Linked DNA regions of Homo sapiens: regions 1, 2, 3, 4 and 5 are each linked to region 6. Evidence: chromatin loops called from intact Hi-C (ENCODE). Cell type or tissue: GM12878. All regions are shown on one strand.

Region 1 (5,000 bases), 500 kb before region 6:
CTATATCTAGTTACTAGGTAGAAAGATGTTTCACGTTCATTCATTCATTCATGTATGTGATGATTAAACACCTATGTGGGTGCTGGGGGTAGGATGATAAATAAGACAGAACTCCCTATCCATGTTGGCCTCATTGTTAACCTTCAGTCCACTGTCTACTCTGTACCTTTGGGTCACTAGAATGAAGAGGAGCTTCTCTATCAGGGGGACAGCAACCTGGCTTCCAGAATAGATCACTGGCTTCTGGACCTCAAATGGAGAAGATAACCACAAAACCTAGGATACATCTGGAGAGAACCATAGTTATTGTATTTTAGAAAAAGGAACCACACTTATGACACTAGCCTAGGACAAGACATGAAGTTCATGCTGAAAATACCTGGGTGGATGGAGGAAGTGATCTCAAATCGGAATTGCAGCTGTCCACTCACATGATCTGTTGGAAGCCTGCGGCCAAGTGTGTAGCTGACCACCCTATCCCTAGAAGGAAATAAGCACCATCACAGTTCTGGTCAATACCTCTCTTCCTAATGACCATGCAGTGTGCTTTCTATACCAGTGGGTGAGGCAGGCAAGCCCAGGGAAGTCCTGATGTGCTCAACAGCAATACAAAACTGTAAGGAAGTCCTTATCGAATACAGATGCCCCTTGAACTACCATGGATTATGACCCAATAAACTCATCAAAAGTTGAAAATACTGGCAATTCAAAAATGCATTTAATACATTTAGCCTGCCAAACATCATAGCTTAGCCTAGACTACCTTAAAAGTGCTTGGAACACTTACATTAGCCTACAAGTATGCAAAATCATGTAACACAAAAACAAAACTATTTTATAATAAAGTATTGGATATCTCATGTAATTTATTGAATACAGTCTACTGTAGAGTACAGTATCACTTGTTTACCCTGTGATCACATGGCTGACTGGGAGCTATGGCTTGCTGCTGCTGCCAGCTTCACGAAAGTATCGTGTTGTGTATCGCTAGCCAAGGAAAAGATCAAAATTCAAAATTCAAAATTCGATGTATGGTTTCTGCTGAATTCATTGTAAAGCAAAAAATGGTTAAGTTGAACGGACTGTCTGTATTCTAAAGCAGGGGTAGGGTAGGCAAATTACAGCCTGTGGGCTAAATGTGGCCCACCACCTGTTTTTGTGTGGTTGTGAGCTTTTTACATTTTAAATTGTTGGAAAAAGAAATAAAAGAAGAGTAACATTTTGTAGCATGTGAAAATTATATGAAATTCAAATTTCAGTGTCCATAAATAAAGTTTTATTGGAGCACGGCCATGCTTGTTAGCTTACGTATTATCTGTGGCAACTTTCATGCTATATTGGTAGAGTTGAGTAATTTAGACAGGGACTGTGGGCCTTGCAAAGCCTAAAATATTTACTACCTGGCCCTGTACAAAAAAGTTTGCCAACCTGTGTTCTAAAACAGAGAGAGAGAGAGAATAAAAAAAGACACGGATGTCCTTGGCCTGCTTTTCCTGTGCAGATTGCCATTTTCCAAATATGTCCTCAACGATGGACAGTGCCAGCAGATGCATATCTTGTGGTATATATGTAATGTCTAAGAAAGGATGCTGTCATGGTTACTGGAGAGTCTGTGGGCGCTACAGAATGGCACCTGCTCCAGGATGGAGCAGAGCAAGACTCGTGGGCTGAATTCTTTGGCTTGTGAGTTCCACTTAACACCAATTGCAGGGCTCCACATGTAGGGACCCCAAGTCTCCACCCTGGATTTTCATGCCATCCCCTCCACCCCCTCAAAGCAATTTCTTAATTATAAAAAGAAAACTTTCTAGAGGCAATCAACCTGAAACTTTGCTATTATATTTTCATTAACAATGCAGCTTCAGCAGAGTAAATTGCCCCTTACCTGGGCCTAAATAGGAAGAGTGACCACCTTTGGATATTCAGGAGTTAACAAACCCAGGGTACCCAGTAATAACAAACACATAGCCCCAAACCAGTTGTTACTCAGATGACTCTGTATTTATTCCATTTATTAGTTTGTGACATGAAAATAAAAAGATAAATCACTGGCTGATAGTGTTTTAATGTTTCTTTCTAGAAAACACTGGCATTATGAGACAACCTATATCCCAACAAGCCCCGACTTAAAAATTGTTCTTTGATAAGCCATGATTTAGTGTTTGGAGTTCCTCAGAAGTCCATTAAGTAAAGCATTATGTGCAGAAAAAAATAGGATGAGCTTCAGTATTTTGTCTGTTTAGAAAGAGCCTTTGGTCAATATTATGAAGTAGGTCTATTATGACCATAACAAAGACATCCCGAACCCAAAACTTAATTGAAATCAGGGGAGGCCTAAAGACAATCAGACAGTGGCACAAAAATTACATTTATTATGCTTTGCATTTACTTTCAGGGCTTTTCTTTTTTTTGCTTTTCACCCACTTAACAAATATTTTTTGAGCCCCTGCCATGTGAAAGGTGCTGCAGTTGATACAAAGCATGTCATACATCGCCCCTGCCTTTAAATAGCTTATGTCCAGCTGGGGGCATAAGGTAGGACCACTAAATAATGGTTCAAGACAGCCAGTGACACTTCAATGCGAAGGTGAGATGGTTAGAGTTACAGGCAGACAGCCAACAGAAGCCTGGGATTTTACAGGCCAAGGAATCGAAGGAGGATTGGAAATGAGAGTGCATGTGTGCCCAGGGGGGAAAGGTGCAAATATCTCAGGGCAGGGAGGCAGCCAGTACAGGTGGAGCCAAACGTTTCAGAAACCACGGATGCAGGGGGCTTTATGGGGAGAGCATGTGCTGAGGGCAGAGGGAAGCTGCGGTGCAAAGTGGATTCACTTTTGTTGTGGGTGCACTCTGGGGTTCTGCCATGGCTCAGGCTGCATGGCCACTGCTTCCATGGCCATCACCCCAACACTCTGCTCCTAACCACGGTGGGACACCTCCGGAGGAGGCAGCACTGCAGAAGTGGCCCCCAGGGGCTGTGGAAGCAGAAGGCTTTGGAGGAGGAGCTGCTCTGCGCCGCCACCAGGGGGCAGTCTATCATCCCATCAAAGAGGGTGGGAGGAAAAACGCCTCCATGGCTTGCTGTTGTTGCCTCTTGGAGAGGTGTAAGCTCAATCACACTCGATCTGTGCTCTCCATTTCCCTGGGTGGCAAGAACACTGGGAAAATCATAGCTAACCTTCTTTTGGTCGGGGACACCCTTTTCCACCTCAGGTACTTGCTTTCAGCTGGGGATGTGCCTTTCCACAGTGGGAGGCTTGGAGGGCGGGACAGTGCTAAGAAGATAGGAGCCGGCAGCTTGGACTTAGGAGAGAACTCAGCATGGGAGGGCAGAGGGGCTCTGCGGCTGCAGCGAGCTGGAGAGAGAAGTTCTGTTCCTTACGTACGAACTGGTATCTATCTAATGCATGCTGGGCGGCAGTGCACTGGGTGCTGGGGTAGAAAGAATCCCACACAGCCCCTGTTTTTGTTCTCCAGCCCACCCCCTGGCAGAGGTGCTAACAGCTGTGAGAGCAGCCAGTAGGGCAGAGAAGGAGAGAAATGAAAAGCATGGCCCACAATAAACTACAGAATCAGTCCTAGGAACCCTGAGAGAAGCCTGTTGTGTGGGGATGGCCCTCGGACTTTGGAGAGACACAGGTGTGAGTCTGAATTCCGGCCGGATCTCTGCCACCCACAAGCCTTGGGTTTACATAATTATTGATCCTTTTGAAGCCTTGTTTCCTCGTGCAGGAATGGTGATAATGCTGTCACAGAAGCATTATGAGGACTAAATGAAATAAAAAAGATCACAAGGAATACCATTTTCTTTTGTGTTCCTACTACGTGCCAGTGGCCGTGCTAGGTTCTTTATGTACACTTTTTGTCTGTTTAATCCTCACAACCATGAATGGCAAGTGCAAACACTGCATGTGACACGTGACTGCAGCTCCATAAACTCAGCTCCCTTTGGCTGGAGAGTTAGTGGCAGGTCTCTGTGCACCCTGCTGCCTACACACCATAAGGTTCCAATTAATAATAAATGTCTTTATGATAATTATCCGTGATTCCAAAGTCCTTCTGATAATCCAAAGAACTTTAAATTAAGACACTTGGAAATTCTGCATATTTTTTTCTCATTCTTTTGCTATCTTTGTAAGGGTTACATTGTATATAAGTATATGTTTATCAATAGAAAGCTTTATTTAGTGTTTTCAAATGTAGTCCCTGTTACCTAAAGAAATACATATTATACATAGGGCTGTTATCTGGTCATAGTCCACTTTAATGAGAACCATGAGTGGACATGAATGTAAAAGAGACAAAACAGAAACCCATTCTCATATACAATTGAATTCTGTGAGCATCTTAATTGCTGTCATTCCATGAGAATCATGCTTTCAAATTCTTATCCATGTTATCTAGCATCTGCAGATACTAGTGTCTTCTAAGTAAGAAACTCTACAGTAGTTACCCAGTATTCCATCTTGTTATGGAAATGTCACATATGATTAAATCTTACATACCAGACTGGCATATGAATGAAATAATATTCTTCATAGTAAAACAAACTTTAGTTTCTACCTGTACAGAAAAATGCCCCATTGAGGGCTTCTTTTAATACTGTTTAATATTTTTAATAGGATTTTTTACTCTCTTGGGTAAGTAACCAGTGTTACACATCAAGTGAAAAGGGATGGGTTTGTTTAATATAACAAACACTTATGTTGGCTCAGGCAACATAATTAGTAGGAAAAACAAAGGAAATATAATGATACCATTTTGACTCTCTGTGAGACTATACTATTGCAGCCTACAGGCCACCTTTGGGCACGACCTGTTGGTGGGAACCTAGTGATAGTAAGATCTCAGTCACAGGTTTACCCTATGGCGTGTCTCTCCAGGAGTCTTTGAACGGGCATCGACAGCTTTCCCAAGAAGCGCTTGATGATGGGGCGGCTCTTGGCAAACTTGTCCTTCACCTCAATTTCCAGCACGTCAGTGGGCAAGGACACAAAACT
Region 2 (5,000 bases), 110 kb before region 6:
CTGAGGGCACTCCATTGACACTCCTTCCTTCTATTAAACACCTAAGTCTTAGGCCAGGTGTGGTGGCTCACACCTGTAAGCCCAGCACTTTGGGAGGCTGAGGCGGGTGGATAACCTGAGGTCAGGAGTTTGAGACCAGCCTGGCCAACAATGGTGAAACCTCATCTCTACTAAAAATACAAAAATTAGCCGGGCGTGGTGGCATGTGCCTATAATCCCAGCTATTTGGGTGGCTGAGGCAGGAGAATTGCTTGAACCCAAGAGGTGGAGGTTGCAGGGAGCCAAGATCGAGCCACTGCACTCCAGCCTGGGCAACAAGAGCGAGACTCTGTCTCAAAACAAAACACAAAAACAAAAAAGTAAGTCTTCGGGTTGAGATTTTTATATAAGTAGGACAGGTGAGGTAGCATGGCTCATGCCTGTTACCACAGAGCTTTGGGAAGTCGAAGTGGGAGGATCACTTGAGGCAGGAATTCAGGACCATCCTGCACAACATAATGAGACCCCCATCTGTACCAAAAAAAAAAAATTTATCTGGATGAAGTTTGTGTGTGCTTGTAGTTCCAGCTACTCGGGAGGCCAAGGTGGTAGGATTGCTTGAGCTCAGTAGGTCAAGGCTGCAGTGAGCCAAGATTGCACCATGCACTCCAGCCTGGGTGACAGAGTGAGGCCCTGTGCCAAGACAACAACAAAAAAGACAAATAGAAAGCAGGGAAAAGTGGTATTGCAGAAGCCAAGGAAATATAGAACTTTATAATTTATAAGAGGCTGTCCGAAATTCAATGTAGCCAAGTTTCTGCTGGATGGGACCTGAAAACGAGGTGCTGATTTTGGGGGAGAACATTGCTGGTAACTTCTGACCCAGGGATACTAACAGCAAAACCAAATGGTAATGGATTGAAGAGCAAAACCAATGGATCTACTGAATGTAGATTTTGTTTAGTTCGGTCAAAACCTTGAGTAAGATTTTAATAGGAAACCAATAAGAAAGAATGGAATTCCGGCACATGAACAAAGACAGGCATAAAGGCATAGGAAGGGCTTTTTCATCTTTTCATTTTTTAAAGTGAAGTTTTATGTCATGTACTCAATGTGAATGTAATATTCTTTCTCTTTTGAAAATAATTGTTTTTTAAACTTTGTCTTTAATTGTGGAATGAAGGGTAATAGTACAGGAAAAGAATTAGAGCCCCTGAAGTTAATCCTTCATTGCCAGTCACTTATTTGGCTAACCCTGACCTTAGGGGGCACAGTTATGAATTATTTTAGCATGGCATAGAGAAACAACATTTTGCAGTAAAGAAATGCTTGAATCATTAACATTTAATATAAATAAGTGCACATTCTACATAGTCCTTTTTGCTTTCGAGAGCATTTGGGGTTAGGCTGCACTCGTGAGCTATAGTCCATCTTTGTCCAAATAGCAATAAAGAGGATAAAAAAGAAAAATGGGATGAAGCATTAACTCCCTTCCCCTGGCCACCTGTTCTAAACCCTTCTGGAAGCAGCAAAGGACAGAAGGAGTTATCAAAGTATCAGGCTTTGTAAATTGCTAGCAAAGACAGTTCACAACATCATCTCACCAGAAGAGCTCCAGCATCTTCCCATCCTAGGTTTTCTGCAGTGAAGCAGCAACCACCAGGGGAAGCATCTGGAGCATGGCTGTGGGGTACACAGCAGGTCTGCGTTTTTCAAGGCTTGCTCCACTGTTTTTATTTATTTATTTATTTTAAACAGGGTCTCACTCTGTCACCCAGGCTGGAGTGCAGTGGCATGTTCTGGGCTCACTGCAACCTCCACCTCCCAGGATCAAGTGATTCTCATGCCTCAGCCTCCTGAGTAGCTGGGAACACAGGCTTGCACCACCATGCTCAGCTAATGTTTGTATTTTTATTAGGTTGGTGCAAAAGCAATTGCATTTTTTTGCCATTACTTTAATGGCAAAAAAAACGCAATTGCTTTTGCACCAACCTAATAGTGGAGACAGGGTTTTGCCATGCTGGCCAGGCTGGTCTTGAACTCCTGGCCTCAAGCGATCTGCCCACCCCGGCCTCCCAAAGTGCTGGGATTACAGGCATGAGCCACCGCGCCCAGCCCATTGTTTTTATTTATAACCCTAAGACTATCCCTCAAACCCTTCCCAAGCTCTGCCACTATCCTATTTAGAATCTCTTTATTTCTGTGTGGCTTTCTTAATGAGGCTAGAATCTGTAACGAAGACATTTGTGAGGGAAACAGGCAGAGCTTAAATATTATGGAGACTTTCCATCATTTGAATGCATTCTAGCCATATCTTTAATTACTTGTAAATATAATTGGGAGTTATTTTTTTCCCCTGATTCTGTCAGTCAGCCATATAGCTCCTATTTATCTTGTTAACCAAGATGCTTAAAACTTTTCGGGTATGGCTGGGCGCGGTGGCTCATGCCTGTAATCCCAGCACTTTGGGAGGCCAAGGTGGGTGGATCACCTGAGTTCAGGAGTTCGTGACCAGCCTGGCAAACATGGTGAAACCCTGTCTCTACTGAAAATACAAAAATTAGCCGGGTGTGGTGGCATGCGCCTGTAGTCCCAGCTACTTGGGAGGCTGAGGCAGGAGAATCACTTGAACCCGGGAGGTGGAGGTTGCAGTGAGCCGAGATTGCGCCATTGCACTCCAGCCTGGTGACAGAGCAAGACTCTATCTCAAACAACAATAACAAAAAGAAAACCAACCAACCAAAAACAAAAAAAGCGTTTTGAGTATGTATGGCATAGACCTTCTTCCTGTTTTTAAAGCTTCTTAATACATACAGGTGTAGCTTTCATGAGTATATATACATTTCGCTACAAATGACTATTGGTTTTATTCTAACACAATAGATTGCCTTTTAAAAGACGCCTACCTTTTCATTTCCTTACAGTCTTTCCTCATTTTTCAGACCCAGAATCTCCACAAAATGCCTTACTCTACTATTCAGTGGGAAAGTAGTAATGTTTAACCCTTATGAAACATCTCTCGGTCAGGTTTCAGTCCCAGTGATACCAGAACCAGGGAGCGAAGGTGGTTACAACTGAGTGATGTAATTCCCTAGAGACATGGGTTTCCTTTGTCTCAAGCCTGGCAGCCTAATTAATATGCTGAAAACACCTTAACTCTAACTGGGCTTGAGACATTTGCAGAAGATGACTTTCAGCTGCCTGCAGGAGCGGCCAAAGGAGCCTGGGCCTTGCTTTTTACCAATCTTAACATCATCTCTCAGTCTGCAGACCAGCTTTCCATTTTACCACATTGTTGACATCCTCCTTCAAGAGCTTCACTTCACAAAAAAATGTGGTGCTCTCTTTTGTCTTCTTAGTCTCATGAAGCATTGGGATAAAAGCCTGAAAGCTTTGCATCTAAAGAGTTAAAATAATTTGCATGGCAGAATCTCAAATCTCGCTGCTTCTCCCTGCCAAAGAGGGAGAAAAAAAGAAAGCAATAAGGAGGAAGGGAAAGCGGGAACATCACTATTAGAAAATCAATCAGTTCCTGGAAAATAATCCTCTTAAATCCTTTCCTAAAGGTGGGGAGAGCCCTCTTATCAGGGTTTTCAGTGAAATCTATAGCAAGGTCTGGCAACTCTGTCATGGTTGATAGTCTGCATTTAGTCCTATTTATCTGGATTTCAGGATCATCCTATGGAAATGATCCACGAGTACAATTATAGGAGTACTTAGTAATTTTATCCTTTTACTCATTAATATTAATTAGTGCTTGGAGGGGAAAGAGGACAGGGAACAGCTTCTCATATCCAAACTAATTAACTTCGTCTAGCTTGTATGAAAGTGAGAAAGCACTTTATTAAAAACCATAAGGTAAGCTCTCAAGGGACTTTTATTTTCTGCTTAGGCTAAACTATGATAACATTTGGCTCTTAGTGAGCTCCCTAAAATTGCCAGAAAGAATAAAAAAAATTGTGGCCAGGAGATTAAAGACTCCTGCATGGTTTCCAAGACACCCACTGTATTGGTGGTAACGTACGTTTGATGTTTTTATGCTATTCTGGAAAATGAAGGGTAGTTTCCAAGCCACCTATTTAGGACATAATAATGCTAGAAATGAAAAGGAAGATTAAGGCAATGGTAGTCATTGTTACTTCTTTTTAGTAATATATGTTGATACGTCATCTATTGACACTGAAGCGGTGAGTTAAAATCCTTTTTAATCTAATGCCTAAAAAATGTATTCGTCTCCCAGTTAGAATTGGGAACATTTTAAATTATTTATTTATTTTTTGAGACTGAGTCTCACTCTGTCACCCAGGCTGGAGTGCAGTGGTACAATCTCAGCTCACTGCAACTTCTGCCTCCCAGGTTCAAGCGATTCTCCTGCCTCAGCCTCCCTAGTAGCTGGGATTACAGTTGCGGGCTACCATGCCCGGCTAATTTTGTATTTTTAGTAGAGACGGAGTTTCACCATGTTGGCCAGGCTGGTCTCAAACTCCTGACCTCAGGTGATCCACCCACCTCGTCCTCCCAAAGTGCTGAGATTACAGGCATGAGCCACCACACCTGGCTGGAACATTTTTTTAAACCAAAGATTTCATTAGACATATATTCCCCCTGCTGAATCCCACATTCTTTGACTTTTTTCCAGTTTTTCTTTTTTTTTTTTTTTTGAGACAGGGCCTCATCTGTCACCCAGGCTGAAGTGCAGTGGTGCAATCATGGGCTCACTGCAGCCTCGACTTCCCAGGCTCCAGTGATTCTCCCACCTCAGCCTCCCAAGTATCTGGGACCACAGGCATGCACCACCATTAGCCTGGCTAATTTTTTTTTTTTTTTTTTTAAGATGGAGTTTCCCTCTTGTTGCCTAGGCTGGAATGCAATGGTGCGATCTTGGCTCACTGCAACCTCTGCCTCCTGAGTTCAAGTGATGCTCCTGCCTCAGCCTCCTGAGTAGCTGGGATTACAGGCATGTGCCATCATGCCTGGCTAATTTTTTGTATTTTTAGTAGAGATGGGGTTTCACCATGTTG
Region 3 (5,000 bases), 320 kb before region 6:
TCCGTTATTTGCAATAACCTGGATGAACGTGGAGGATGTTCAGGTTATATGTTAAGCAACATAGCCAGGCACAGAAAGACATATGCTGCATGATCTCACTTATATGTGGAATCTAAAAAAGTCAAATTCACAGAAGCAGAGAGTAGAATGGTAGTTACCAGAGGCTGGGGGAAGGGGGAGGGATGGGGAGATGTTGGTCAAAAGGTATAATGTTTCCGTCAGTTAGAATAAGTTTTAGAGATCTATTGCGAAGTATGGTGACTGTAGTTAATAATAAGGTGTTGCATATTTCAAAACTGCAAAAACAGTAGATTTTAAATGTTCTCACCACAAAAAATAACTATGTAAGGATGGATATATTAATTAGCTTGTCTGAATCATTCCACAATATAAACGTATATAAAAACATAACATTTCATCCCGCAAATATATATTTGTTGGGATAATCCCACAGTTATTATTTGTCAAGTAAAATTTTTAAAAATTAGAGATTTGTGCATTTTTATCATTACTTTGTGATTTGTGAATGGTAAATAATAAAATTAAGAGGTAAGGAGTGGAGAAACATGAACTTAAATAAAAACAATAATAATGCTAGAAAGAATACAACAAATCCTGCAGCCTCTTCTTCTTTCTCTTTCTTTGGTCCCCTCTCTCTCCCTCCCTCCCTTCCTTTTGTCTCCTTCCCACCTTCCTCCCTCCCTTCTTCTCTGTTTCCTAGTATTTCTCCTTATGTTTTCCTTCCTATTAACAGAGCTCAGGGCCAGGAGCAGTGGCTTATGCCTGTAATCCCAGCACTTTGGGAGGCTGAGGCGGGCGGATCACAAGGTCAGGAGTTCAAGACCAGCCTGGCCAATATGGTGAAACCCTGTCTCTACTGAAAATATAAAAATTAGCCGGCCATAGTGGCACACGCCTGTAGTCCCAGCTACTCGGGAGGCTGAGGCATGAGAATTGCTTGAAACTGGGAGGCGGAGGTTGTAGTGAGCCAAGATGGCACCATTGCACTCCAGCCTGAGTGACAGAGTGAGACTCCATCTCAAACAACAACAACAACAACAAACAGAGCTCAGATTATTTTAGCAATTCCATGGCTTGTTCTGCAGTGCTATGCTGACAGGAATATTTGTAATTTTCTTTAATTCTTTTGTGTTTAATAAGTTAATGAAAACCCCCATCTCTATGTCCTTAAGAGGCAAAAATCTTTGAAGTTTTGAAGCTTTTAGATGCTTCAATAAAATTCCTGTTTCCTCTCTGAGAAAAATAACAATTTTTCTCTCTTTAGAATGTGGAAATTGAACTGTATTCTTTTCATCGCACAGGTAAGTAATTGCGGAAAATGCAGATAAGAAGAAATTATGCAAAATCCTGCTAGCCATCATAACCACTCTTGTCATTTTGATATCAATTCTTTTAAATATAACTATTACATACAAATGTGTAGCCTTCTGTTTTCAACAGACATGTGATGTGACTGTTCATAAATGGGTGGAAGCGACCTCCTTGTACTCAGATCAAGCCATATATGTGTCATGTAAGAGTCTGAGGATGTGATTGAATGGCAGGAGGGCCTGGGGACTGGGAAGTAGGGAGAAGGTGGAAGTGCAAATGGACAAGGATAGTGGCCCAGGGCTGTATACTTTACTTATAGAACATCTCCGGTCTATTTATAGTAGCTATTCAGAGGAAGCAAAGGAGGAAATGGCATTTTAAATGGTAAAGTTATTATTTTTAATAGTTTGTTTCCCCCTAGGAATGCATGTTAACCTCATTACTGCATTGAAGACTCTTTGGAGGAGAAAACTACTTTTCATAGCTTAGTTTTTGTGAGGTAACTGCTAAGTAAGTAATTATAGATTCATTTGAAGGCATCATAACACCAGGGAAAGAACATAGTTTTAAAATCATGAAGACTGGGTCTGAATCTCATCTCTGCCTCCATAGCTATAGGGTCCTGGGAAAGCCCAGGACTTATCCCTGCAGCCTCAGTTTCATCATATGTGAAATAATATCATCAATACCTTGTAAGCTGCTGTGAATGTTAAATTAGATGAAATCTATAAAGTGGCTGATATACAGATATCATTCAATGAATTATAGCCATTGTTTTCTTTTTTCTTGTAGCCTCAATATTTATTGATTTCTTTAGGTTATACACACACACACACACACGCACACATACATATATATATATTTTTTGAGACAGTGTCTCATTCTGTCACCCAGGGTGGAGTGTAGTGGCGCAATCTCAGCTCACTGCAACCTCCATCTCCTGGGTTCAAGCAATTCTCATGCCTCAGCCTCCCAAGTAGCTGGGATTACAGGTGTGTTCCACCATGCTTGGCTAATTTTTGTGTTTTTAGTAGAGACGGGGTTTCACCATACTGTCCAGGCTGGTCTTGAACTCCTGGTCTCAAGTGATTCTCCTGCCTTGGCTTCACACAGAGCTGGGATTACAGGCATAAACCACTGCACTGGACCAGGTTTGTAATTTTTTACTGACTAATTTGGTTAAGCAAGAAATAAGTAACACTGAAAAATTAAAAAAAATAAAAAATAAAAAATAAAAAACAAAACAAAGCAAAAACCTGCCAGTTACTCTTTTGTTATGAGACAGAAGCACTCATTGATGGGCCCCTTACTGTCACAATAAAGATATGATTGATATGGCCAAAATTCAGCAACCACTGAAATCTGAATTTTCGCTTTGTCAGTAGCCACTTGGTAAATAACATCACTGTCACAGAACAAAACGCTTTCCAGTTTGTCCCCTGCTGGTGTGCTTATCCCGTGTGTTTAACTGAAGGTACCATGTAATTGGGGTGGAGTCCGTGCCACATGTTCCTGGAGTTCAGAGCTGCCCGGTCCTGTACCAGGGGCAGCCAGGTCACTCTGCACCAGCTGCATTTAACCCCCAAGGGTTTAAACTGCCTTGCACTTGGGGCAGAGCTTCCAAGGGCCACTAGGGGGCAGCAAACATGTGAGAAAGAGCAAATAGAAGAGAACAAATCCGACGAGGAAGACATGGAAGTCATACTCCTCAGGAAAAAGGTTCTGCCCTCTTCAAAGAACATGCTTGGGATGCTACTCACAGCACAGCAACAGAACTGGAGCTCTAGACATAAGGCTCCTGTTTAAGGGGAAAAAAAGGCAATTTCTTTACATCAAGACAAACTACTTTTCCTATGCCAATAATTTTCAAATATTCATCACTAGCCATAACTTCTCTTATCAGTTCCAGGTCCCTATGGCCACTTGAATGCCTCAGTCTCCTGCGACTCATCCTCATTATACTTCCTTGTAAGCAACCTAGTGCAGAGCCCAAGAACTTGTTCCCTGGAGCCACACTGTCTGGGTTCCAATCCTACTTCAGCATTTACCAATTAATGCTTTGGGCAAGTTAATTAATTTCTTAATTTCCTCATCTGTAAAACTGGGGCAAAAATTGTACCAACCTCTCACTCTTGTAAAAGAGGTTAATGTTTGCAAACTTTCTTAGAATAGTGCTTGGCACACAATAGGCACTATGTGAATGCTTGTTGAATAAAAATAAATAATTCTTGCTCCTTTTCACAGTTTCCTTCATCAGTAAATGGCACCTTCATCCACCCAACTAGATGAAACCTACAAGTCAGTCTTGATACCCCTGTGTCCCTCATCTCCCACATCCAAGCAATGACTAAGTCCTATGACTTCTATCTACTAAATCACTAAATCAACCTTACATCTGTCCACCTCTCTCCATCTTCACAGATACCATCAACTAGTCCAAGCCACCATCATTTCTCACCTGAGCCACTCCTATGGCCTCCTGGTATCTCCTCAGCTACTCTGGTGCCTCTCTACTTTATCCAGAATTTTTCAAACACAAATTTGCTGCTTCATGACAGCAGAAGTGATCTGCACAGCTTAAAACACTTGAAAATCTTATTTTTCTTAGAATGAAAACAATAATCCATATTGTGTCCTATAATGGCTAGTGTGGCTCATCTCTTTTCCTTGCTCCCTGTGTTGCACCTATCTTGCCACTTTTCGGTCTTTCCACGTGAAGTGTTTTCTTTTGCAATGGGGGCTTTGCATATACCAGGAACATCTTCCCTTCTCAGTGCCTACTTAACATCTCACGCTTCTGATCTTAGTTCAGATAGTTCTTTCTTCAGAAAGCCTGTCTTGATCCCTTAACCAGATTGTACCCTCTATTATCTGTCCTCAGAGCATGGTGTATACATCCTCCACAAATTCTTTCTCAACTGGGGATGCCTTTCCATTGCCTTTAGGCATTCATTGTTCTGATAAGAAGTCAGCCATAATTTTTTGTCATTATTCCTCTATATGCAACATATCATTTTTTCCTGTGGTTGCTTTTATATTTTCTTTATCTTTGGTTTTCAGAAGTTTGACTATGATGTGCCTGGGTGTGGTTTTATTTGTGTCTCTACTACTTAGAATTCACTGAGATTCTTGAATCTATAGATTGATATTTTCTCATTGTATCCCATATATTTCAGCTGTTATTTCTTTAAATATGTTTTCTGGCCCATTCTCTCTCTCATTATTCTAGGATTGCAACTACTCACATTTTAGGCCATTTAATAGGTCACTGATTGATGATGGGTAAAGTGTTTTTAAATATTTTTTTTCCCTGTGCTTTAGTTTGAATAATTTCTATTAACCATTCTTTAAGTTCACTAATCTTTTCTTTCAGTTTCTGTTCTGCTGTTAAGCCTATTCAATCCATTATTTACATCAGATGTTTATTTTTACTCTAGAATTTCATTTGTTTCTTTTTTATGGCTCCCATTTCTCTGTTGTAATCCCCCAACTATTTATTCATTCTGGCCATCTTTTTCTGAACATCCTTGAATATATTTACAGTAGATGTTTTAAAGTCTTTCTCTGCTAGTTCCAGTATCTGATCCATCTGTGGGCCTGCTTCTGTTGATAGTATTTTTTCTATTTATTTATCATATTATCTTGCTTCTTTCCATGTTTTATAACTC
Region 4 (5,000 bases), 130 kb before region 6:
TTTAGACTAACCCTGCTTGCTCCTATGAACCAACCAGCAATCCCTGGCTGCAGCTCAGAAAGAACAAAGGGGATAGGTAATGTAGAAATTCAGATCAATATTCTAGTTCTGAGCAATTATCCTACAAATCCTGCCAGGTAATGGAATAAATAGGATGCCCATCACTCGGAGGTTTCCTTTTGGGAAAGTAAGACCAAGGGAGCTAACAAAAGCCAAGCACCATGCACCCAAATTCTGTCAAGCATAAATATAGCTACCAGTTATCTGGGTGTGTCACAAGACATCCTTTTCTCTCTTGTTGGAGGAGGACTCAGTTCCACAGCTTCACTTTTGCATTCGGCTTATGATAAGAAGTCCATGCAACCCCCGCTGAGACACATTTTTGTCCCAAACTCAATTCCAAGCATCGGGTCAAAGCCCTAGGAAAGAAAACTGGATCTGAGGGATCCAGAGGCAGACAATAACAGAAATTAAAAGGCACAACACAGGTAAGCGTGGCTGATTCCTGCCGATTAAGCCAACCCCAGGCTTCCTGTTTCATGGATAAAGACCACATTAATATCCGTGGCATAAATGAGGTCTAGGGAATCCAAGGCTGCTGGCAGCAGGGGAGATAGGGCATATGTGGATAAGAGCGGATGATTCTCACCCACTAGGCCCCCTGCTTCATGGGTGCAAGCCGCTCTTCCACCCAAGGTGGCACCTGCCAAGGTTGCTGGGACTTGGGGATGCAAAGATGGAAGAGGAAAGAGGATGCTTTTCCCTCTCTCCCTCATGTACCTCTGAAGAAGGAATTTATGAATTTTACAAGTATAATCAAAGACAACCAAAAATGTTTACTTTTTCCTTCCAAAGCTAACTGTAGTGTAGCCCCACCCCGTAGTGTAAGTTAGAGAAAAATACTAACTGCCTGTTTTTCCTTTTGTGCTCAGCGAGCCTTATCTGTACTTGCTAGTTTCACATTCCTTGAGGCTCAGCGAGTTCCTGCTTCACCTCCCTAGCACAGCTGCAAAGTTACAAGGTTGACACAGAAATGGTTTATACAGTTAATGGTTTCCCAAAGATGTGAAACATGTAATATAAATAAATGTAAAAGACTGATCAACTGCCTTTGCTCTCACTTCTGTAAGTACACTTCCTGCATCACATAGTTCCCGGCCACTGGCTGCTTAAAAAGTGGCTGTTTTCTTTGTCCGGGGCTCAGACTTTCCTGGACGCTAGTCCTACTGAGCCAGGTGATCACCTTTTAATAAAGACCTTTCCTGGACTCACTCTGTTCGGTCTCTCCCATCTTTGATTGTCCCACAATACCTTGGGTATCTTCTAGGAAGAGAAGGGAACCAGGGATGCCTGCCCCCCTCTTTCTAGATGGGTAGCCATTCGCCTTCAGTCTGTACCCCTTTTGAATGCATCCTGAACCTCTAGGACTCCTTTTAAAAAAAAAAAACACCTTCTTTTTTTCCTTTCTCCTCCTCTGTCCTCTTCACTGATAGGTAATTGTGTCTTCATACTATGGGACACTCCCCTCAGAAACATCCTCCAAACTGGAAAGAATTAATTTCCCAAACCTTAACCTGGCTGGCTTAGGAATGGGCTCAGGGGAAGGGAACCCAGAAGACTGACATGCTGGCAAAAGCGTAAAGTTTTTTCTTAACCAGTTGGGCTTTTGGCCTTGTGCAAACTGGTAAAAGGCCTTGGAATTTTTGAGCTGTTCTTACCCCTCTCCTTGTTTTGTTTTGATACATGTTTTCTAATAAGCTGGTTTGTCTATTCTTGCCTTCAGGCCATCAAACTACAGTCAGTCATGCAACAGGAGCCTCTGATGACGACCCTTTCTGCTGGGAACCCTTAAATAGGCCTCTGAGGGAGCTCTGACTGCGGCTTCCCCCAAAACAGCGCCCCCTGTCAGCAGGAGGCAGTTAAGATCGCTCTTCTTCCTTATCCTTATTCTAATGGCAGTTAGATGTACCTCTCTAGAGCGGGGAATGAGACAGCCAGGTGGGAGGGGGTCCCCAGAGAAACTCCAGCTGGCCTGCACACTGGGATGGAGCCACAATAGTTCACATCCTTTGCAGCAGGGAGGAGCCAGCTCCTCCTCTTCTGTGTGGAACCTGGAATTCAAGCCGCTGGCGGCAAGCACTCTAGCAGGGACTCTGACTTGTTGAGGATCCCTGTTTCCCCCTTTTTCTCCCCACTTTTCACCGAATAAAACTTTGTCTTACCCACCCTTCAAACCGTCTTTGAGCCTAAATTTTCATGGCCCGGGGACGGACAAGGACCCTGTCTTTAGCTGAACAGACCTGCAAAATATTGATGTCTTTGCCTGTAACTCTTGCCTCCCCGAAAGGTATAATACTCAACTGCAACCCAGCTCCCTCAATATTTTAAATCTTTATTGTAAAAACATCTTATTTTAAGAAATGGGATGTGCAAGGGAAATGGTAATTATGTTCCCAAAGCATCAATAATTTCAAAAAGAGAATGCAGGGGAAGATTGCTTTCCATAGTTTTAGCATAGAAAGTTTAATACTCTATCACAAACAAGGCACCTTCTCCCTGTAGCCCTCTGCAGCTTTCAGAGCACACTGTGATACAATTTCAAAAGGAAGCCACTTTTATAAATTCATACCCACCCTGGTGTGCAACTGAAAAAAGTGAAAAAGTAAAACCCACTTTCTCAGGACCTCTTGAGACTGTGTTCCCCCGCCATGGTCACTCATATTGGCTCAGAATAAACCTCTTTAAAATATTTTACAGAGCTGGTTTTTCTGTTAACAATGCCTATTTTATCAGTTATTTTATTCATTTACCCCTGAAATCTTAAAACAGACTTAAGGAAATTCACAAATACCAATAGATAAGATAAAGCTACGTTAACAATAAGTAAGGAAGGAAATATGGGCAAAAGAAAAATAAAGCAGAGAGCTGGGATGCCAGATGGCTTGAAAGTCAAACATATGTAAATAAAAAGCATTAATAATCATCTTAATTATATTCTATGTTATATTTTATTTCAGATAATGGAGCTATTTTTTTCTTTCGTTGTCCAAGTGGAAGATGTTAAAAAAGAAACCCTCAATGGTAATGCAGTTTATACCAACTTCACACAATCTGTTACACTCATTGATCCGTGGAATAATCATGACACTCAAATGAATTTGTATGCTGGTATTTACTATGGGAATGTAAAAAGAATATTACACTAGGTTTTGACAGATTTGGGCTAACAGGTAAATCTTTATTGTAAAAGATTTTATTTTAAGAAATGGGATGTACAAGGGAAATGGTAATTATGTTCCCAAAGCATCAATAATTTCAAAAAGAGAATGTAGAAGAAGATTGTTTTCCATAGTTTTAACACAGAAAATTTAATACTCTATCAAAAAGAAGGCACCTTCTCCCTGTAGCCTCTGAAGCTTTCAGAGCACACTGTAATACAATTTCAAAAGGAAGCCACTTCTATAAATTCATACCCACCCTGGTGTGCAACTGACAGCTTCAGAGGTAACATTATTGACTGCTTACACAAGAAAATCTTCATGCAATGCAAATTTAAATTTCCAAGCATTTAATATTTTTTCAAGATATTGTAGAACCAAAAATTAGTAAATATTTTTTAAAGTCCAGCACCCTTTTGAGAAAGAATAAATCTTCTTATTTATGGCCTTGCTTTTATCATATAATAGTTGAATCTGTGTAATATTTTCTTAAGTAATAAGCATAATAACAAAATTAATACCTGTGAATCTAGCACTCAAATTGTGAACTCAGATCTTCCTAGTCTCACTGGAGTTACCTGAGTCTTACAACCCCACCACCTGCCGCACCAGAGGTAGCCATAGCACAGAAATCCATAGCTTTTATGTATGCGTAGATCTTTAAACATTATGTTGTTCCCCTTTACTTGTGCTTGAGTCTTAGAAAAAGGCACAATACTTTATTTAGTTCTCTGTAATTTGATTTTATTTATTTACCATTTTAAACTGAATAATTACTTCTAAGATTCATCCATTTTGTTCCATTTAGCTACAATTTATTATACACTAGTGAAATGAGTATTTTGCATACTAAATAAATATTCTACATTAAATAATAATTCATTCTCTCATCAATCAATATCAGGTTTTTTCCAATATTTTGAAATACCAAATAATGCTACTATGAGTATATTTGTATATATGACTTCTGGAACACATATTCATGAAAATATACTTGAGAATGAGATTTCTGGATCACAGGAAACTCAAGTATTTAACTTTTTCAAGTAATGCCAAGTTGACGCTCCCATAGACAGCGTGCATTTTCTTCTTTTGCATTCTGACACTTGGTATTGTTAGAGTTCTTATGTATTTACCCATTTAACAAAATTATGTTCTCGTTTTGAATTTCCATGACTACTAAGCATCCACTAAGCATACTTCCCTATCACTCTATCTATCTATCTATCCATCCATCCAACTATCTACCTATCATCTACCAGTCATTTTTGTTTTGTTTTCTATAGAATGCCTGTTCATGTTTTACTCCTTTTCCCAGTGGATTGTCTTTTATGATTAAATCATAAGAATTTTTATATTTCTGGATATTAGTCTTTGTTGTAAGTTCTCTCAGATGATGGCTTATCTTTTTGTTTTCACTATGGTGTCTTTTGGAGAACAGTAAGTCTTAATTTTAGTTTCTTAACTTTTATGTTGGTGGCTTTTGGGTCTTATTTAAGAAAAAATTTCTTAAAGTCAGAAAGATAGTGTCCTATATTTTCCACCAAGTGTTTAAGTATGACTTTTATATACCTTTTAAGTCACTAATCCATTAAATTTTCTGTATGGTATGAGAGAGAAATTCAATTGCATTTTTTTCCATGTGGATAAGCCAATTACCCCTGCACCATTTATTGACAAATCTATCCTCCTCCCACTGATGGGCAATTGCACCACTGTCACATATCAAGTCTCCTTCTATGTATTTGTTTGTTTCTGGGTTCATTATTTTGTTGCCTTGGT
Region 5 (5,000 bases), 170 kb before region 6:
ACCCTTTTCTTTGCCTGACAGCAGTCAGATCTTCTGGTCAGATGAGCTCAAAGCAGACCATTTTCAAACCTTAGCTAAGAATCCACACAGAAAGCTGTGCACACATTTCTCCGGATTTTACACTTGGATTAGTACCAACTCCTATATGAAGAAAACTCTCCGAGAATAGACTTGAACAGGCTGTGGCAGTAAACAGCAACAGCAACCAACCATGTGATGTTTCCAACCAGAGACTTGAAAGAAAACAAAAACTTTCACATAAACCAGCATCCATGGTTTCTAAATTAGCACAATGTCACCAAACCACAATAAAGGATAATTTTTTTACCTCAACTAATTGCCAGGATGTTCACCTCATTATTTTCAGTGAATCAGCATCAACTTGGCTCAGAGATGTTTGCTCTCTGTTCTATCCATCATGGAGATGACTTGACAAGTCCACATCTCTCATAGAGGTTATTGATGTAGCAATCCTTGTGGTGTGCTTTATCCTCCCCTGAGGAGTTGCTTTTTTTATACTGAAGACAAAAGATATTAAAATAGCAGTACACAAAGTTTCACATCCTGAGTAGATAAAGAAGCCTTGTAGAGCAGCTTCTACATGTCAGGTGCAATGGCAGCATATACAGACTCCTGTGTATTGTCCCCTTTTATTTTTATTATTTTTATTTTTTGTGAGGGGTCTCACTCCAATGCCCAGGGTGGAGTATAGTGGTGCAATCTCCATTCACTGCAACCTCCGCCTCCCAGGCTCAAGCAACTCTCCCCCCTCAGCCTCCCGAGTACCTGGGAGTACAGGTGTGTGCCACCATGCCTGGCTAATTTGTTTTTTGTATTTTTAGTGGAGATGGGGTTTTGCCAAGTTGCCCAGGCTGGTCTTGAACTCCTGAGCTCAAGCAATCCTCCTGCCTCAGCCCCCCAAAGTGCTAGGATTACAGACGTGAACCACCATGCCTGGCCTGTTTTGTTTGTTATTCCTAACAGTCCCCCTGTAGTCTGGGTAGCATGATCCTATTTTACAGAAGAAAGCAAAAAGGCTATGTTAGTTCTGTAATTTCCTTAAGTCTTGTTTCAAGCAGAAGACCTTGAATCTGGAGTTTACAGATGTCAGCTGCCCTAACCTTAAAGAGAAGAGTATTTGGTGGAGAAAGGAAAAGACATGGCATGAATCTTAAAGCCATCCTAGTAGTCATATTTATTAAGTTTCTAATGTACTCAAAATACTGTTATAAATAATAAGTCACAGTCCCAGTGCGTCCCTCCTAATACTAACCTTATATAATGGCGTAAAGTGAATGTTGAAGGTTTTGAGATGCATATACAAACACCTGTATTATCATAATGCCCATGCAACCGAATCTTCCACCTTTTGTAACTCGAGGCCCAGGAGGACCCAGGGAGGGGGTGACATGCCTGCTCACCTGCTCATCTCAGGCCACATGCAGATAAAGATTAGCAAACAGAGCACCATTCACAAATGGTCCCTACAATGCTGAGAAAACGATAACTTGAACCAATCCGGGGCTTTATCTTTGGGGATAGGCCTTCAACATAATGTCGGAAGTGAACGCACTATAACTAGGGGAGGAAAAAGACCGAGCTGTTGAAGCTATCTCACATAGTCTCTGCACAGGAGCAAATTGTAGCCAATAATACAAGATTGTCATTTGGACTTTCCTAATGACTAATGATGGTGAGCATCTACTTTTGTGCTTCTCTTCCATCCGTCTATCATTTGTAGTAAAGTGCTCAAAATTTTTGCTCATTTTTAAGTGGGTTGTTTGCTTTTATATTGTTCATTTTTGAGAGTTCTTTCTGTATTCTAGATACAATGTCTTTGTCAGATAAGTTTTCTGAATATTTCCTCCCCATGTGTGGCTTGTCTTTTCATTCTCTTAGTAGTTTCTGTCACAGAGTAAATGTCTTTAAAGTTGATGGAGTTCAATGTATCAACTTTTTCTTTCAGAGATCATGCTTTTGGTATATCTAAGAACTCTTTTGACTAACCAAGGTTACAAAGAGTTGTGTTTTGCTGATAAGTTTCAAGATTTTACATTTTACACTTAAGTATTTGGTTCATTTTGAATTCTTATTATTTTTTAGGTGTGAGCTATGGATGGTGACTTTTTTATTTGTTGGCTTGTTTTTGCACATGGGATGTCCAATTCTTCTAGCACCACTTATTGAAAAGATCCTTTCTTGATTGAATCGCTTTCGCAACTTTTCAATAATCGCTTGGTTAGATTTGTAGGGGTCTCTTTCTATATTCTCTGTTTTGTGCCTCTGATCTGTCTTTCTATTGTTTTACAAATAGTACACTATTTTGTAGATGTATACTGCCTTAAAATCAGGTAGTGTGAACCCTCCAATTCTGTCCTTTTTAAACATTATTTTGGCTATTTTCATTTCTTTGCCTTTTTATATGAATTTAGAAATGGTTGTCAATATCTACAAAAAAATTCCCACTGGGATTTTGATTGCAGTTGTGTTAAATTTATAGATGAATATCAGAAGAACTGACATTTTAACAATCTTCCAATTTCTGAATACCTTTCAACCCACAAACTTAGCATTTCTCTGCATTTGTTTAGGTTTCCTTTGATTTATTTCATCAGTAGTTGAAGTTTTCAGTATGCAAATTCTACACAGATTCTAAGAGTTTCCATGTAGATTCTAAGAGTTTCATTTTTTTGGTACTATTGTAAAAGGTATTGATTTTAATTTTGAATTTCACTTTGTATTAAAGTGTACCTGGGATTTGTTTTAATTAAGTATGCACATGCAGACATACAGACATGGAAATGCTTCTCATGAAGGGAGAAGTTTATACTCACAGAACCCTAGAAACAGGAGGCATGGCATACCGCGCAGGGCCACAGGGGGAGCTCCTGGGTCAATCAGGAGGCAGAAGCCTGGGAGAGCATGGCTCAGAGCCTCTATTTTGTATGCTGTGGTACGGAATGGCCAGGCAGGGCAGGCCAGTTTGAGCAAGTCTAGGATTTGATAGTTCCAATAATTTCAGTGGCTGTGGGCTACAGAGGTAGTCTCTAGTTGTCCTGTACTTGTCCCTGGGGAGACTTAGGGCAAGGGAAATTGGTTTGCTATGTGAGTTGGACAAAGGAGGTGGTTGTGGGCATGGACTCTGGATTGGTTGGTTTACATATGAATGGTGGGCTCTCAGACAAGTTGTTTGCCATCTCTAGGAATTAGCTAGCCCTGGGAGGGGCAGTTTCTTCCAAGCCTGCAAAGTCCCTAAGATGTCAAGGCACCACAAAATATGGAAAATAAAAAAACATAAAAACTCATTCACTGGTAGAATAGAAAAAAAATAATTAGTGTGTGTGTGTGTGTGTGTGTGTATTTTTTACGTATCCTGTGACCTTGCTGAACTCATTTATTCATTCTAGTAGCTTTTGTATAGATTTCTTGGAATTTTCAATGTAGATAATTATGTTGTCTGTGAATAGAGGATGTTTTATTCTTGCTTTCCAATCTGTATGCCTGTTGTTTCTTTTTTCTACCTTCTTTCACCAGCTATGCTTTCTATTTATTGCACGTATTTTTTATTTTATTAATTAAAAAATTTATTAATGAGCTTTTACTTTATGATAGGCAGTGTAAATATCAATCACACTAAACTTGTGGTCAAGTTAAACATGTAAGTACAATATGATACAGGTGCTGAGAGAGGGACATGTTATCAGTGTGAGAGGAGCAACCACTCTAATATGGCTAGGGAGGCTAGAAACGCCTCTATTAATAGAGCTTTGAATGAAGAACAGAAGTTTGTTGGGTGACCAAAAGACATCCGAAGAAGAAAGAAAAGCATACATGAAAAAGCAGAAGACAGAAAGAACAGAATGTACTTGGGAATGTACTTGGTGAAGAGTTCAATTTGACTGGAGCAAAGAGAGTGGTGTCAGAGAGAAGACTGGAAGCAAAGGTTTGAGACATACGTGATAGGCCAAACATGCCCTGCTCCAGCTGTTAGAATTCATTTGGCAAGTAATGGAGAACCCTAAAGATTTTTAAAGCCAGGAACGGAAACAACGAGATTTGTCATTTAAATATATAGCAAAAGCCATGTGTGGTGGCATGTACCTGTAGTTCTAGCTACTTGAGAGGCTGAGGTAGAAGGATCACTTGAGCCCAGGAGTTCAAGTCCAGCCTGGGCAACATCATGAGACCTTGTCTCTATTTTTTTTTAATTAAACATAAATAAATGAAAAACATATTGTGAAGCAAAATATACAGTGTATAAATTTTACAAATTATTATTTGTAATACTTTTAGATTATTAATATATGTTGATCAAAAATTAAAATTAAAAATTCAAAAAAGAGAGAGATGTTGATAACAAGTGTCAGATGAGGATGGCAGCTGGCTAATTTGCCCTCACCCACCTTTCCATCAAAATACTTATTAAAAAGCACGAGACTAAGAAAAGTGACACACAAGTATGAACTATGAATGCTTATCAACAATTTATCATATGCCAGAAAGTTTCTCACTAACCTAATCAAAGTGTGTTTAGGCATTAAAACACAGCCAGACCAAAAAAAAGAAAGAAATTAGAAACAAATGCCTTTAGAAAGGTGAAGCCTTCATTTAGGAACAGCAATAGAGGGTGATAATAAGAGTACAGACACAAGGCAAATCACCTGGGTTTGAAACTTCGATCAATTATTTACTTCTTTGTACTCTTCTGCAATTTATTTAAATTCAATTTCCTCATCTATAAAACTACTTATGAATATTTTTACCTTAAAAATTGTTGGCTGGGCGCAGTGGCTCACACCTGTAATCCCAGCACTTTGGGAGGCTGAGGCGGGCAGATCACGAGGTCAGGAGATCAAGACCATCCTGGCTAACACGGTGAAACCCCGTCTCTACTAAAAAATACAAAAAATTAGCTGGGCATGGTGGCAGGCGCCTGTAGTCCCAGCTACTGGGGAGGCTGAGGCAGGAGAATAGCGTGAACCCAGGAGGCAGAACTTGCA
Region 6 (5,000 bases):
AAGCTTCCAGTCATAGTGGAAGGCAAAGGAGGAGCAGGCACATCCCATGGCTAAAGCAAGAGCAAGAGAGCGAGGAGGGAGGTGCCACACACTTTAAAGTGACCAAATTTCATGAGAACTCACTTACTATCATGAGGACAGTACCAAGAAGATGGTGCTAAACCATTCATGAGAAATCTGTTCCCCGATCCAATCACCTCCCACCAGGCCCCACCACCACCAATGGGGATTACATTTCAATGTGAGATTTGGTGGGGACACAGATCCAAACCATATCAACATATTCCAGAAAAGCATGAAAATGAATCAGGCTTCTAGGGTATTGTCCTAGGTCCTCCTCCTGGTTCAACTTTCAGGTGTAACAATAGAGAATGCATTCTTCTTCCTAATAAGCGCAAGCCTTGAGGCCCATCCTCTCATGATGGAGCTGCATTAAAGACCTCCCCTGAACCTGGCTTCATTGCATCCACAGTCTCCTCTCCTACTTGATAATTCCCAGCAGCATAAATACATATTGATCTCTCAGTTTGCAGTGCACACACTTACAGACACTCATACACACAGTGGCCTCTTAATTCCCTATCTTCCTCTAGCTATTGCTTCATTTCTCTACTCCCTAGCAGAAGAAAACTTTTGGGAAGAACTGTCTAGGAACACGGCCTCTACCACCTCAGCAAACATCTTCTCTTTAGCCCACTCCAGTCTGTCTTCTGCCATCAACACTGAAATAAAATCACTTTTGTCATCTTGCAGATGAATTCCAATTGCCACAATCATTGGGTACTTTCCTATCCTCATCTTCACCTCCCAGCAGCATTTGACAGGATGGCTGGTTTCCTCTTCTTGAAATGCTCTCCCTCTTGGAATCTGTGGCGTGACAGTCTAATGTCCTCCTCGACAGGCTACCCCTCTCCTCGGGGCTCAGTTTCGGGTTCTCTTCTTTCATAAGTACTTGCTGTGGATAATCTCATTCATTTTAATGGCTTTAAATACACTCCATCTGCTGACTGCTTCCAAATTTACATACTCACATATCCATTAGCCTGCTTGCCATCTCAGTTTCGATGTCCAATAAGTATTTCAAATGTAGCTTCTCGAAAATGGGTATCTTGAGTTTCCTGCATAATCTGCCTTCACCTCTCACAGGCTCCCTAATCACATCCTCTCTGTTACTCAAGCTAGAAACCTGGGAATTATCCTGTTTTCCCCTCTCCTGCATTTCTACAACCAAGTCCTCACCAATTCCACTTCTGAAATATGTATCTCTATTTCCTCTAGTTCTTTCTGTCCTTGGCCACCATTCTGATTTGGGCTACATCATCTTCAGCCTGGATTTCTTCCAGAGACCCTTAGCCTGTCTCCCTAGATCCCTTCTTGCCCCTTCCCAGCACATTCTCCTTACACTGGCATCCCTTCCTGTCATTCCAAACTGAATGCCACTTGGGACTCAGGATATGTTATGGGGGTAGAGTCAAAGGAGTTGCTTATGTGGGATGAGAAGGGAGAAATCAAGAATGAGTAGGATTTTGCTGGAGCAATTTGATTTGTGTCAAGGTGGGAAAGTTTGGATGAGGTACAAGTTTGGCTAGTGGGGTAAGGGATAGGGGTGATCAGCAGTTCCGTTTTCAATATGCTAACCCCGAAATGTCCATTAGTCAATCAGAGGTAGTCTATGGTTGGAGAAATGTTAGACATATTTGTTGAATGAATAAGCGAACCAAGCTAGGCTATCAGAGAAGCAAATTTACAGGGAGAGATTTGGAAAAGTTGTTAGGCTATGATCTACTGAGACTTATGTGACGTTCTAATGGAAATCTCGTATTATTTGGAAACATGGGTCTGGAGATTAATAGAAAAATGAGACCTAGATACACAGACCTGAGGGTCATCACTGCATATTTAAATTATGGAAGAAAATAAGATGGCTCACTGAGACTTCTAGAAAATTAAAATATTTTCATGTCACATTTTTTATTCAAAAAAGTTAGTGTTATTGAGTCTGATAGAGGAAAATATTGAGCATCGTCCCTGGCTTCTACCCACTGGAAGGCAGTAGCTCTCATCATCCCTCACCCCCCTACCCCAGCGTGACAACCAAAAATGTCTGTAGGCATTGCCAAATGTCCTCTGGGGTGGGAAGGGGATCATCCCTGGTTGAGAACTACTGATTAGAAGAATGTCAATGAGAAAATCAGTAGTTCTTTTTAGTTACCGAAATGTAATATTGGGGAATATTGGAAAAGAGTTTTTATCCTGAAAGATGCTCTTGGAAAGGATTTTAGAATTAAGCTGGCTGCATGTACCCAAGGATGTAGGGTTGGAAAAGAAGAGGATCAAGGAGGGAACACTGGCGAGAGCAAACTGACCCAGGGCGGAGGGAGAGAAGCCCTGGACACAGTGATAGGGAGGCTCAGTTTTGTTGGCAGCCTCTAGCTTTCACTCAGCGTTGCAGACAGCCTTTTCTCCCCCTGCAGTAATCCTGTCTGCTAGCCACAGGCTGATGGCTTTGGCAGAAACAGACAATGTCCCCAGCATTGCTGTACCTGATGGTTTATTATTTCATTTGAGAATTTCAGTGCAATTCACCTGCTGCCCCCTAGTGGAGCGGCTTGCTGATGCCTAGTAAACTGTAGCAGTTCCTCATGTGAGTTTAAAGGCTGAAACTGTAAAGCTGGCTCTGAGCTTGAACACCAGGGTCCAGAGACTGGAACTCGTTAACCCTCTAGCTTTCTTCCTGTCCTACCTCCAAATTGCATGCCTAATGCTTACTAGCGACTCCACAAACGTGGAGGAGGTGAGTGCACAGACCGTCACCGGGGCCAGCAGAGGAACACAGGGGCAGGGTAACACGAAGGTTGGAAGTAAGGTAAAGAGTAGCCCAGGGACATTCCACTGAGCACCAGGGAATATCTCTCTATTTGCCTTAGCTGTTGCTGTTCTGGATGCCCTTTGTGGAAAAAACGAGAGGACAGCAGCTGGAAGCGACACCATCCTGTTTCAAAGGCAAGATGGAAATGTTATTCACTAATCTAGACCATGGAATGACACTGCTCCCTAAAAATTGCAGTTGAAGACAGAGCATCTATGTTTGTGTATTTGCCAGAAAAACACTAATCGTAGCAGAATTCCTTAGCACAGATTTAGAAATATTGAGGGGCAAATCCTGCCCCTGAAACATAATTGCATATGGGAGGGTGGAGGCAGGTGTAGAAAACAGTTATCTGAGGAGAGTGGGAGGGCAATCCCCGTATCATGAATGTTACAAAGGCCCCTACTCATTGAACCTCTTTAAATAATAAATTTTTAACTTAAAAGTCACACTACACAAATTATGAAAAAATCGTATTTTTAAAAGATCACAATTTATTTACATTAGGGTCATCCATAGTGCACCAAAACTATTTTTGGTTTCCCAAGAAAAAATATGTATGCATAAATCTTCATGTTAAATGGCCAGATTCTAAGTATATAATGAGGGTAGAATCAATGGGATTTTTGGATTTGCTCGCAGGTTGGATGTGAAAGGGAGAAAAGGTGGGATGTCAGAGTCAAGAATGACTCCTTCCAAAATAACCTAGTAAGATGTCTCAACATCTTCATGTTGTAGGGAATGAGTAGGGACAAGGGAATTAATTTCTAATTCAAAACCTGAATCAGTTACATAATTGGTTTAATTCCAACTCATAATGATTTTCTGCCATAGTAAAAACTGGAGGCATGAAGTGATAAAATGTATTATAAAGAAAACTTTGATGGGACAACCCCTTCGTAAAAGTGAAAGTACTCTCCTTTATGACATGGTTTTCTGACATGGACTAGATATCTGGTTTTGCTATCTAATAATTGCCTAATTTGGGATGCATTTTATAATAAGTTTCTCCATTCATGAATTGAAAACAGAAAACAGTCACTCTGCCCACGTACTCTCACTAGGTTACCTGCATATAGAGCCTCTGTCTTAGCTCAAGCTCCTGTTAAGAAATTAACAAACAGCGTTTCTTCAACGATTCATCTCTCACAGTTCTGGAAGGTGGAAAGTCCCAGATCAAGGTGCTGGCAGATTTGGTTCTGGTGAAGACCTGCTTCCTGATTTGTAGTCAGCCTTCTCCTTGGAGCCTCACATGGCAGAGGGCAGAGAGAACACTCTTGCGTCTCTTCTTATAAGAGCATCAGCCTTATTCATAAGGGGTATACCTTTATTCCCTAATTACCACTCAAAGGCCTCACTTTCTAATACCATCACATTGGAGGTTAAGCTTTCAACATAAGAATGTTTTTTTCTCACATCTGTAGCAGCCAGATCAATACATGAATACATTCAGTCTGTACTATCAAAGGACAATTTGTTACCTGGAGATACACTTTGCAACCTATTAGTCAACTGAGGATACTGAGTAGGCAGTTGAATATATTCATCCCCAGTGTTCATGAACCACTGATTCCACCTCAAGTCTATCTTTGACACACAGCATTGTATGACTTCTCAGGGTTAAAAATAATTATCTGTAGAGGTTTGTCTAAATAATATGCAGATAACCAATTCCTCTGGAATTTCAACTTTTTAATGCTTAGATCAAGCCCAGCCTTGAAAGAGCTATTTGCTGGGATTCTAACACTTTGGAAGTTTTAAAAATTTTTTACTGAATTGCACTTCAACGTAACATTGGCCTATACCATACCCAATGAAATTGGTGATTTTACCTCTAGGAATGTTAACATAGATTGCGCCATTATACAATTTTCATTATGAAGCCCCAGGCCTTAGTACACTTCAGGCCTTAGTACCAAGATAGTGATGCATCTTCTAGATTATCTGTCTTACTTTGTGAAGACTGATCCATGCAAGTGAATCTTCTTTCTTTCCAAAGAAAAAAATGTTCAGCCTGTAATTCTGGCACTTTGGAAGGCCAAGGTGGGCAGATCACCTGAGGTCGGGACTAAAAATACAAAAATTAGCTGGGCATGGTAGCCGGTGCCTGTAATCCCAGCTATTTGGGAAA

The links. Hi-C counts contacts between places; a loop is a spot of excess contacts. Peaks named below come from ENCODE experiments on the same cell type or tissue, not always from the same donor. Only the 100,000 strongest peaks of a DNase experiment are listed, where the experiment ranks them.
Region 1: it touches region 6 in a loop (6-fold over the local background); 18 of 110 quality-filtered maps call a loop at or near these places.
Region 2: it touches region 6 in a loop (3-fold over the local background); 3 of 110 quality-filtered maps call a loop at or near these places.
Region 3: a loop joins it to region 6, with 11 times the contacts of the local background. A loop is called at or near these places in 93 of 110 quality-filtered maps.
Region 4: a loop joins it to region 6, with 2.9 times the contacts of the local background. A loop is called at or near these places in 2 of 110 quality-filtered maps.
Region 5: it touches region 6 in a loop (8-fold over the local background); 49 of 110 quality-filtered maps call a loop at or near these places.

What each region holds. Positions count from the first base shown.
Region 1 is chr7:43,438,009-43,443,008 of GRCh38, reverse strand. It overlaps HECW1 (HECT, C2 and WW domain containing E3 ubiquitin protein ligase 1), which reads right to left. Exons shown (of 30, transcript NM_015052.5): 9 at 4,864-5,000; 10 at 380-480. Among named protein-coding and RNA genes, the nearest start is that of LUARIS, 82 kb to the left of the region's middle. In GM12878, a CTCF peak has its summit at 3,026 (motif pointing right); a DNase peak (open chromatin) is centred at 3,038.
Region 2 is chr7:43,052,988-43,057,987 of GRCh38, reverse strand. No RefSeq gene overlaps it. Among named protein-coding and RNA genes, the nearest start is that of HECW1, 57 kb to the left of the region's middle. In GM12878, no CTCF peak of the experiment used is centred here; DNase peaks (open chromatin) are centred at 3,077 and 3,837; H3K27ac peaks cover 1,267 bases.
Region 3 is chr7:43,259,420-43,264,419 of GRCh38, reverse strand. All of the region lies in intron 3 of HECW1 (HECT, C2 and WW domain containing E3 ubiquitin protein ligase 1), which reads right to left. Among named protein-coding and RNA genes, the nearest start is that of MIR3943, 110 kb to the right of the region's middle. In GM12878, a CTCF peak has its summit at 2,963 (motif pointing right); a DNase peak (open chromatin) is centred at 3,059.
Region 4 is chr7:43,068,772-43,073,771 of GRCh38, reverse strand. LOC107986790 (a long non-coding RNA gene) reads left to right here. Exons shown (of 3, transcript XR_001745189.2): 2 at 1,784-1,918; 3 at 3,018-4,971. Among named protein-coding and RNA genes, the nearest start is that of HECW1, 41 kb to the left of the region's middle. RefSeq lists a silencer at 148-442. In GM12878, a CTCF peak has its summit at 1,902; no DNase peak of the experiment used is centred here; H3K27ac peaks cover 983 bases.
Region 5 is chr7:43,106,471-43,111,470 of GRCh38, reverse strand. No RefSeq gene overlaps it. Among named protein-coding and RNA genes, the nearest start is that of HECW1, 3.7 kb to the left of the region's middle. RefSeq lists an enhancer at 3,070-3,584. In GM12878, a CTCF peak has its summit at 2,876; DNase peaks (open chromatin) are centred at 383 and 2,890.
Region 6 is chr7:42,939,039-42,944,038 of GRCh38, reverse strand. No RefSeq gene overlaps it. Among named protein-coding and RNA genes, the nearest start is that of MRPL32, 9.2 kb to the right of the region's middle. In GM12878, a CTCF peak has its summit at 2,599 (motif pointing left); a DNase peak (open chromatin) is centred at 2,598; H3K27ac peaks cover 813 bases.